2 separate regions of the Homo sapiens genome follow, and region 2 is linked to region 1. The links are chromatin loops, found by intact Hi-C in ENCODE. Cell type or tissue: A673. All regions are shown on one strand.

Region 1 (5,000 bases):
TTTTTGTTATTTGGTGTTTGTTTGCCTTCACAGAATTCCTTTCTTCATAGTTTTCAGTGTATGTGGGTATTATATGGTACATGTGGCATTATATGGTACATGTGGGTATTATGTTTATGTATAAAAACTCATAGAGAACTAATTAACATAGTAGGTTTCAAATCTCAGTATGTGTGAAAAATCAATCTGAAAAACTCATAAGGATCTACATTTACTTATTTTTTATGAAACTATCCCATCTCATCAAACACGGCCCTTCTCTAGTAATTTCAAGAGTATGTGTAAACAACTACTTTTTACCTCTGTGGATGACTTGGAGATTTTTCCTGTGCTTTGCCTTCTTTTGATGTGTTTGGAGTTCTTCCATTCCTGGTCCTTGATAACTTTGCCTTACTTTTGTTTAGAATTTTTCCTTCTTTCATCATTCATTTTGGTTGCTTGGTACTTTCCTGTCTTCTCTGTTAGCTGGTAATCTCCTCAAGGGCTGTATGCATGTTATTTCTTGCTCCACCTGGAACAATTCCTTGCATCTAGGAAGTATTTCTCTTCAAAGTCCTGAGAAGTATACAACCCATAGCCCTAAAACTCCAGAAGGTTAATGTATTAAAATGGATGATTAAAGTCTCTCAAAACCGAACAATCAAACATCAAAGCAGATAAGCACAAGTCATCTCAATGAGAGAAGTGGAAGAATTAGAAACCGAGTGTGAGCTCGGCTTTAAAGTTCACACACACAGGGGTCATGGGGATAGAAAGGTCACAGAAGAAGTGCAAGCACTCACCTCCTGATATCATTGTTTCCAGGGAGAGTTAGTTTCAGGCATGAAAGTGCAGAACAAATGTAGATGTGAATTAAATTAACAAATGTCTTAGGACATTTGATAGTACTTTGGTTCTCTTTGGAGTTCTGATTGAAGACTTGAGATGACTGTTGCACAGAATTTTAAAGAAATTTGGAGTTGAAACTGTTTCATCACTGTCCGTGATCTTTGAGGATCTATGAAAAATTGGAGAGGCATTAGCAGTCTTGAGATGTCCAAACCTTTACAGAAGACGATAAATCTATGAACCAGAACCGAAGGAAATGGTGTGACATTCCCCTTGCACGCTCTTCTTGTTCCCCCTTCTCTAATGAAAATACTGTTCCGATGGTTTCTCAACAATTAGAAAGCAAAATAGTGACACGAAGTTAGTTAAAAAAAAAAAAAAAGTCATACTTAAATAACCTTAATTCCTTGTTTGGATCAGATTTTTAAGCTAGTAGACTTGCAGAACACTGTAGCTATTATATATCTGCTTATTTTAAAAATGTTGCTAAATGTTCCCAGTTATGTTCTGGTAGATAAGAGGATCATAGGCAGTTGGATGATGTGCTGTTGCTGGTGGTGGATCTAAAACAGGCTGTTCAGCTATACCTGAGAGTAGTAAGTTTTCCAGTAAGGTGCTGTTTCAGTATCTCTTTTACGTGGTAAGGACTTGGCTCATTTGTTTACCACTGAGCTTTCAACTATGAGGACACTCAAAATAGTTGAAAAACTTTTGAATGTTTATAGTAAAAAGGCGACTTCAGTTTTGGAGAGACCAGGCAAAGGAAGAGAGGCAGTGAGAAGCTGGTGTTGGAACCTGAAGGTTTAACACAATGATTTTCAGTCCTGGTTGCACGTTAGAATCACTGCGGGTGTTTTTACAAATACAGATGCTAGGACTTTACCCCACACCAGTTAAATCAGGGGCAGAGCTAGGCATTGTTGTTTCAAATCTCCTCTGGTGATTCTGATATGTAGCCAAGGTTGAGGACCTGTACCTTGTCATCTGTGCAGCTGCAAAAGCTCGGCCCATCCCTCTCCATGCTTTGCCTAGTGCACATAGGGGCAGCTGTGCCGAGCAGCAGCCAAAACAGTAGCCTCTATTCCACTGCTTCCAAGAGACTGCCAGGATGGAATCCTCTGTGCCTCACATCACTGTGTCATATCCCAGGCACTATCCAAAGTAAAAAAACTCCCTGATCATCCACTATGCCTCAGACTGCACCCTCATATTTCTTCTTCCCTTTTGTTTTTAACCATTTGCAAGTATCATGTTTCTTAATGTGTGCCCCACACTGTCCCTTTCCTCCATCCTTTAGGCTCTTTCCATGTGTTCTAGATATAGAACATCATTCTCTGATCAGGAAATTCCTACATATTTTCTACCTCTTCTCTGAGTGTTTACTTCTGCTTTAACAGAAAACTGGCTGTCTCTTGCAGTCCCCCAAGTAACTCATAAATTTATATGTCTGGCCTAGATTTTTCTACTGAGATCCAGACTCATAAATACCAATGCTTCCTTTATGTCTCCAGTTGGATGTTCCCAGACTAAGATCTTTTTCCCAAACAGAACTCTTGATACATTTTGTCTAAATCTTTCATCCTTTAATTTCACTCATTTCAGTAAATGATACCTACATCCACTTAGATGCTAAAATCAGGAAGTAATGGAGTCATCCTTTATAATTTCCGTATCCCAATTCAGTTTATCCTAACAGCCTGTTTGTTCTGTCTTCAAAATACCATTTTCCTTTTTTCCCATTGCTCTTACCAGTACCCTGGTGAGAATAGCCACCAAGTTTCACCCAGAGCCCCACAACAGCTTTCTGACTGCCCTTCCGGCTCCCACTGTGTGCTCCTGCAGGAATTCTCCACACCATAGCGAGTGAGCTGCAGACACAGAAGTTAATCATGCTGTTACCCTTCTTAAGATCTTTCAGTGTTTTTTGTATCAGTCCTTTATGCAGCCCAGAAGGCCCTTCGTGATCTGGCTCCTGTCCTCTCTAGCTCTTCCACCCACACCTCACTAGCTCTATCCTTCTTCCCCCATTTTTTCTTTCCCTTCCTCCTTCTCTTCTTTATTTTTGTTTAACACATCACATTCTCACCCTCTGAGCTTTTGTGCAGGTTGTTCCATCTGCCTGGAATGTTCTTGGTTTATTCTTTTATCTTCCTTTTTTCAGCTTAATCCTTTCCTGTGGAATGTAAAAATTGACCGACCTTCCTTCCTTCCTTCCTTCCTTCCTTCCTTCCTTCCTTCCTTCCTTCCTTCTTTTCTCTCTCCTCTCTCTTTTCTCTCTTTCTTTTCTTTCTCTCTTCTTTTCTCTTTTTTAAGACATGGGCAACTGGACACGGTGGCTCACGTCTGTAATCCCAGCACTTTGGTAGGCCGAGGGGTGGATCATAGTGAGTTCAGGTGTTCGAGACCAGCCTGGCCAACATGGTGAAACCCCGTCTCTACTACAGATACAAAAAATTAGCTGGGCGTGGTGGTGCATACCTGTAATCTCAGTTACTCGGGAGGCTGAGGCAGGAGAATTGCTTGAACCCAGGAGGCAGAGGTTGCAGTGAGCCGAGATTGCGCCATTGTACTCCAGCCTGGGCAACAGGGTGAGACTCCGTCTCAAAAAAAGAAAAAAATATAAAAAGATGTGCATGCTGTGTTGCCTAGGCTGAAGTGCGTGGTACAATCATAGCTTGCTATAACCTTGAACTCTTGGGCTCTAGTGGTTCCCCGACCTCAGCATCCTAAGTAGCTGGGACTACAGGCACGTGCCACCATGCTCAACTATTTTTTAAATTTTTGTAGGGAGAAGGGATTTTGCTGTGTGGCCCAGGCATGTCTCAAACCCCTGGTCAGAAGTGATCTTCCTGCCCCAGCCTCCCTATTTCTTTTATATAGCGTGCTGAGATTTTCCCTTATCACATTTATACCAATGCATATTGTATTCTTTAAAAAAGAACTTATTATAGAAAATAACTAGTAGAGAGCATAGTCATAAACTTCCATGAAGCCATCACCCATCTTCAAACATGGGCAACTCATGACTGATCATATTTCATCTATATTCATTCCCTGCAATTATTTTGAAAGAAAACCCCGGACCTTATATTACTTTATATTAGATTTATTTTTTGAAAGATAAGCATTGTGTTTTAAAACACATGACAATACTATATGATAACATGTAAAAAGTTAAATGTTCCTTAATATCAACTATACAGTATTAAAATACACTTTGTTTGAATCCAGAAAAATTGAGTCTATACATTGCAATGAATTGCAGTTACATGTCAATCTTTTAGTCCATGGGTTACCCCTACCATGCCTTTTTTCCCCTTGAAGTTGATTTGTTGAAGAAACAGATTAATTTCTCCTATAGAGCTTTAGAAGTCTGGATTTTCCTTATTGTTTCCTAATGGTGTTATTTAACTTGTTCCCTTATGCCTTTTAAATAAGTAGTTAGATTTAGACTTGGTCAGAATCTAACTGTTGATAATCTACTAAGTGATTATGGTTAGCAAAATGGTGATATTCAAATTCTGTCTTTCCGTCTTCATTTGTTACATGCAGTGCATCTATAGAGAAACTTCCTCAAATCAACTACAATATTTAATTATACTGAGGTACAGTGTATATGAAAGGGTATGAAAGGGAAGGAAAATGTTTGATATATTCTGTATTTAGAAAGTTTTAAAGTAATGAAATGATTCTGTAATACCCTCCAAAATGACCAATTAGGTTTTTTATTTCATTTTAAAACTTATAAATTTATTTATTTATTTTTATTTTTATTTTATTTTATTATTATTATACTTTAAGTTTTAGGGTACATGTGCACAATGTGCAGGTTAGTTACATATGTATACATGTGCCATGTTGGTATGCTGCACCCATTAACTCGTCATTTAGTATTAGGTATATCTCCTAAAGCTATCCCTCCCCCCTCCCCCCACCCCACAACATTCCCCAGAGTGTGATGTTCCCCTTCCTGTGTCCATGTGTTCTCATTGTTCAATACGGTGTTTGGTTTTTTGTTCTTGCGATAGTTAATGAGAATGATGATTTCCAATTTCATCCATGTCCCTACAAAGAACATGAACTCATCATTTTATATGGCTCCATAGTATTCCATGGTGTATATGTGCCACATTTTCTTAATCCAGTCTATCATTGTTGGACATTTGGGTTGG
Region 2 (5,000 bases), 160 kb before region 1:
TTGAGGCCAGGAGTTTGAAATCAGCCTGGCCAACATGGCAAAACCCTGTCTCTACTAAAAAATACAAAAGTTAGCTGGTGTGGTGGCCCAAGCCCGTAGTCCCAGCTACTTGGGAGGCTGAGGCAGGAGAATCGCTTGAACCCAGGAGGCAGAGGTTGTAGTGAGCCGAGATTGTGACCCTGTACTCCAGCCTGGGTGACAGAGCAAGACTCTCGAAACAACAACAACAAAAACAAATACAGAGAGATATGACTCTTTATTCATGATCTAGTTGACATCCCCTTGCTGTTACAAGTATGTATATTAAATGTTTCTGTAATACATGTCCTACAAGATGATGTATCAATGTATAGTATTTTTGTCTAGTTGGCAACCTGAGAAATATTTATGAGCTTTCAGTGGGACATCTACCACTTCAAGGATCAGCAAGGCACAGACAAGCCACAGGAATTATTAACTCAACAAATTATTAACTTATCAAATTAATTATCTAATTATTAACTCAGTTGACTGGGCTGGGTATTTTTCTTTGAGATTTCTTTTATTTTTGGTGGATCGATTGATTGGCACTGGCATGTCAGGGGCAATGACAATGCTGTCTCTAGCTGAAACTCTGTGCTCTCCAGACGGCGGTGAGTGACGCTTCTCCACCTGAACAACCTCAGAATCTGGGTGTGAGTGGAAAGTGCAAGAGCGCTGGAATCTCCTTCACCCATCTTCCAGCTTGTCCCCGTATCCCTATTTATAATCTGTGTGAGGCCATCTAGTAGTCTCCTTTTCCTTATCTGTACAACAGAGGTAACCCTCTCCACCTGGCAAAGTTGTAAGAATTAATGAAATAATGCTTGTAATTCCTGTAAAGGGTCTTGGCACGGAGCAGGCACCACCGTTTCATAGAGCTGGGCTGTGCCTCTCAAAGCATTGGCACATGCAGTGTGGTGCTGCACGTGACATTTGGGCCATCCTCCACATGAGTCCTCACATCTGTGGGCACAAGCTGAGGGGCACATGGAGACTCCTGGCTTTATGATGGGAACACCAGCAGTCTAATTTTAGGAACCTCCACATTTTAAAGAGGGGGAAACTGAGTCTGTAAAGTCCAAATTTAGGCTTCCTCCTTTTGTTGCCCCACTTCTGCCCATCACAGTGGCCTTGCTATGACCACGTGTTACTGGATCTGGCAGAAAAGGAATGTCCACTGGTGGGGTTTGTATGCCAGGTGGTTTTTGGTGGATGGGAGTTTGCATCCCACAAGACAGTCAGGAGCTCTGCATATGTGAGCACTACTAACTCATGTTTTAGAAGGAAACAGCGTTCACATATGTCACATCTACAGTGTGCATCTGGTCACAGGATTTCCAGAGGTCTATGATGATTACCCCAGATACAGAGGGAGGGAAAATCTCCCTGTACCTCCTCGTTTTTGGGTTGGTGCCTCGCCAGAGGTTTTCTGATTCTTCTTGGTTCCCTTTCTTGTTTGCCTGCATTTGTACTGGCTCATGTTTATTGTCTGGCAGGGGAAGCCCCTTTGTCTCTACTCCATGTGTCTTGTGTTCATGTGTTGAGTAACTGGGGCATTTTCTCCATTGTAGACATCACAGTCTTGGGACCTGTTGTTTGAGCAGATGTTCACATCCTTAAAATACTCTCTTCCCCCTGCAAGACTGTGTAAGGTTCCTGAGGGCAGAGACAGCATTTCTACCTCTCTCTGAATCTCATTCTTTCAGAACAGTCCTTTGCACCTAGTAGGTGCTGAATAAAAGTTGCTTGAGAGAATAAACAGATAATACTTTTGGAGTCTTTTAGGTGAATTTGTTCCCATAATTCAGACTTTTTTTCCTTCCTTCCTTCCTTCCTTCCTTCCTTCCTTCCTTCCTTCCTTCCTTCCTTCCTGCCTTCCTGCCTTCCTGCCTTCCTTCCTTCCTTCCTTTGCCACAGGAATTCACCAACTGTTTATTCATGGGGATGGGATTTATCTTAAATGTTTTTTCTGTATGGACCTTATTTAATTTTCCCAGTAATGTTGGCACTATTATTTCTATTTTTACAGATGGGGAAACGGAAGTTTAGAGAAGTTAAGCAACTAGCACAGGGTCACAGGGCTAGTGAAGCTCCAGAAGTGGAGGTGACCCAGACACGGCCCTCACGCCAGTTTAAGTAGCAGCTGGAGAGACCTGCTGGATTGTTGGCCTTTGAAAGGGAACATTGAAAGTTGCTTGCATTTGATGATGATTGGGTTACATTTACTTGAATTGTGTAACTTTTAAGTTGCAAATTAATGCTAAAAGTGTATTAGGGTAGCCTTAGGCTGTGGGACTAATTGAGAAACGAAGTACAATGGAAGTGCTGCAAGCAAATGGATTTTCCTGCTTAGAGCAGGTATTTACTATTAATCCTGTGGCATTTGCCTTAAGGAGTTGGAGTCTTTCTTAGCTAATTAAAAAGTACCGGTCAGATGTTGAGTGTTGTCAATAATTTAGTGCCTGCATCTTTTTATCCCTGTTGTTTGGAAACTACAATTTGGAATATTCTGTGCACATTTAAAAAAATAAATGACTGTCTGTGTGGTAATGTTTTTGCTTAGTAAATGTATGCATTATCATCTTGAGCTTATGAGTTTTCTGTACTTTTCTTGAAACTTTTATTAGTAGAAAAACTGTCAATCTAACGCGGTGATCTTTCTCTGAAGTCCTCAGCATGCAATTGGGCATAAAAGTTGTGATCCCTGAGCACATGTTTTGGGGTTAATCCTATTCATATTTTTGGTTTTCTTCTTCATTCCCAAGATATATAAAAATTAAAAGCATTTGAGATTGCACATTAGTGCATTGGATTTTTATCTGGGGTGGTCCCTTCTCTAAGTGGGTAGTGGGAGTGTGGAAGGGTGAAGCAATATCTACTAACCTTATTTGTGATTTGGGAGCTAGATTATCCTTTTTCCAAAACATCCTAAGCGAAGACTACCCTGACTGTGTTTTTACTGAAAGCTCTTCCTGTCATTCTGGGTAGTTTATACTGTTTATTTACCTTGTATAAGGAAATTCTTTCTTTACTGTCCCATCTTATCTCAGATCAAAGTTTCCACCCAGGGATCCTACTTAAAAAATATTGTCTGAGACTGCATGTGTTTTCTTTCTTTTTTTTTCTTTTTTTTTTTTTTTAGCACTCTGAGTTTTTGCTCCATCTGCACTCTCTGGTTTTCCGTCCTTCTATTTATGACAATTGTGTAATGAATATTCATAGTTTCCATTATTAATGTAATAGCATGCCATTTGTCAGCTCACTGGCTTTCTCGTATTATATATATATTTTTAAAAATTCTTTTTATTTATTTTAAAATTTTTGTTGTCTTTGTCTTCCGTAATCTTTTTTCTTTATAGAGTTTGTGATCATGTGTTTTTCCTCTAACCCAGACATATACGTAGGTCTAAAACTGCACAGTGCAGGATGTCAAATGGCTTAAAAGGATTTCTGCTGTGACTGAAAGAGTGGATCTGTGCCCTTCTGGGGGTGTAGGCTGACCACATGAATACCAATAATTAGACATCTTTTATTTTAAGAAATGGGCAGCTGTTTCTTTAGTTGAATTTTGATATCTTTATAGTTACTTTGCTTTCTTTAAAGGGCTTTTCTCTGTATATATGCATCTCTTTGGCAGGGTTGATGGCAGACTGGGATACTGGCATGGCAATAGTGGGAAAGAAGGAAGGAAAAAAAGCACAACTGAAAAGGAAAACCTGAAGTGTTCTGAATATTAGATTTTAAGGTATTAGTTGTTTTTTTAAGTTTTCTTTTTCAATTTATTAAAAAGTAGAATATGTAAGTATTGTGAATATCAGGTTTTTTTTCAGTGATTTTAAGGTAAAATTTTCACCGTCTCACACTTGATCAGAAAGTCTAGCAATTAACTTTCCCCTTGAGCATCCTGAGCCATCCCTCAGAGGTTTGATTAGGATGGCAGTTACAGTGGTGATAATGCCTTCCTGGAGTTTTCAAGCCTTTTATTTAAATCAGTGCTTATTATCTCTCACTGTTGTTTTAAAACACAGCTCCTGAACCTGAAAGTCCAGTGAAGATTTCATCTGGAAGGTTGGGTTACTGGGTGTGTGGGATTAGAGGCACAGACTGCTGTCTTCCTCTTTGTCATCATCAGAAGCCCTGAAACCCCTTTTCATGCTTGCTAAGATTAGGCAGGAGTGTCATTGCATATTTATAATACATATTTTGTAGGGCTTCATAGTTTACAAAACAATTTCATATGATATTTCAGTGAATTTTTGCAACAAAACAGCCCTGTGAAGGAGTGGACATGTAGTTTCATCTCTGTTTTGTAGAGGTGGAAATTGTACTCAGGGAAGGTAAGTGCTGTTCCCCAGGCCACAGTCTTCTGTTCTCACAGTGGAGCTTTGTCTGGGACCCAGGTTTCCTGCCCTCTCACCCTCACCCCCTTATTCTGCTTCTCCTGAAAAGGTCAGGATTTAAAGACATTGCATTCAGCATCAGATTAGGGGAGGTATGTGACCTAGAAACCCTAGCAATGTGGATTTCGAAAAGGTAGTTATTTCTTCTATTTCATAACATTAATGACAAATAATGAGTCACTTTCTAATTTTCTATTCAGACAAACGCATTTTGTTCTCTATATTCTGTGTTTCTGTGTTCTAGATTTATGGACCTGAATGCTTAAGTTTACATAGCAGTGAGAAACATAAATCCTATTTTGTATTCTTTAGGTACCTCAAGAGCCAACAGCTCAAACTGTGGAGGCAGTACTGGCAGTTTGGCTAAGAGGAAAGAGAGAGAAGTGGCTAGCAACCATCCCCTGAGAATAGGAGAAAATGAGATATTTCTGACAGTATTACAAACTGGAGCAGAGGTTTGGTGATAACAGGAAGCTGCTTATGAGAAGGATTTAGCATTAGATATGGATTTGAAACTCTGCTCCACCACTTAGTAGCTTTGTTACCATGAACAGACAGTTGCTTAATCTCCCTGAGCTT

The links. A loop is a pair of places that touch in the nucleus more often than their neighbours do. Peaks named below come from ENCODE experiments on the same cell type or tissue, not always from the same donor. Only the 100,000 strongest peaks of a DNase experiment are listed, where the experiment ranks them.
Region 2: a loop joins it to region 1, with 13 times the contacts of the local background. A loop is called at or near these places in 1 of 110 quality-filtered maps.

Annotation. Positions count from the first base shown.
Region 1 is chr7:90,775,822-90,780,821 of GRCh38, forward strand. All of the region lies in intron 4 of CDK14 (cyclin dependent kinase 14), which reads left to right. Among named protein-coding and RNA genes, the nearest start is that of CDK14, 180 kb to the left of the region's middle. RefSeq lists an enhancer at 1,291-1,350. In A673, no CTCF peak of the experiment used is centred here; a DNase peak (open chromatin) is centred at 2,890; H3K27ac peaks cover 4,168 bases.
Region 2 is chr7:90,619,778-90,624,777 of GRCh38, forward strand. All of the region lies in intron 2 of CDK14 (cyclin dependent kinase 14), which reads left to right. Among named protein-coding and RNA genes, the nearest start is that of CDK14, 26 kb to the left of the region's middle. In A673, no CTCF peak of the experiment used is centred here; DNase peaks (open chromatin) are centred at 1,704, 2,124, 3,024 and 4,944; H3K4me3 peaks cover 548 bases; H3K27ac peaks cover 5,000 bases.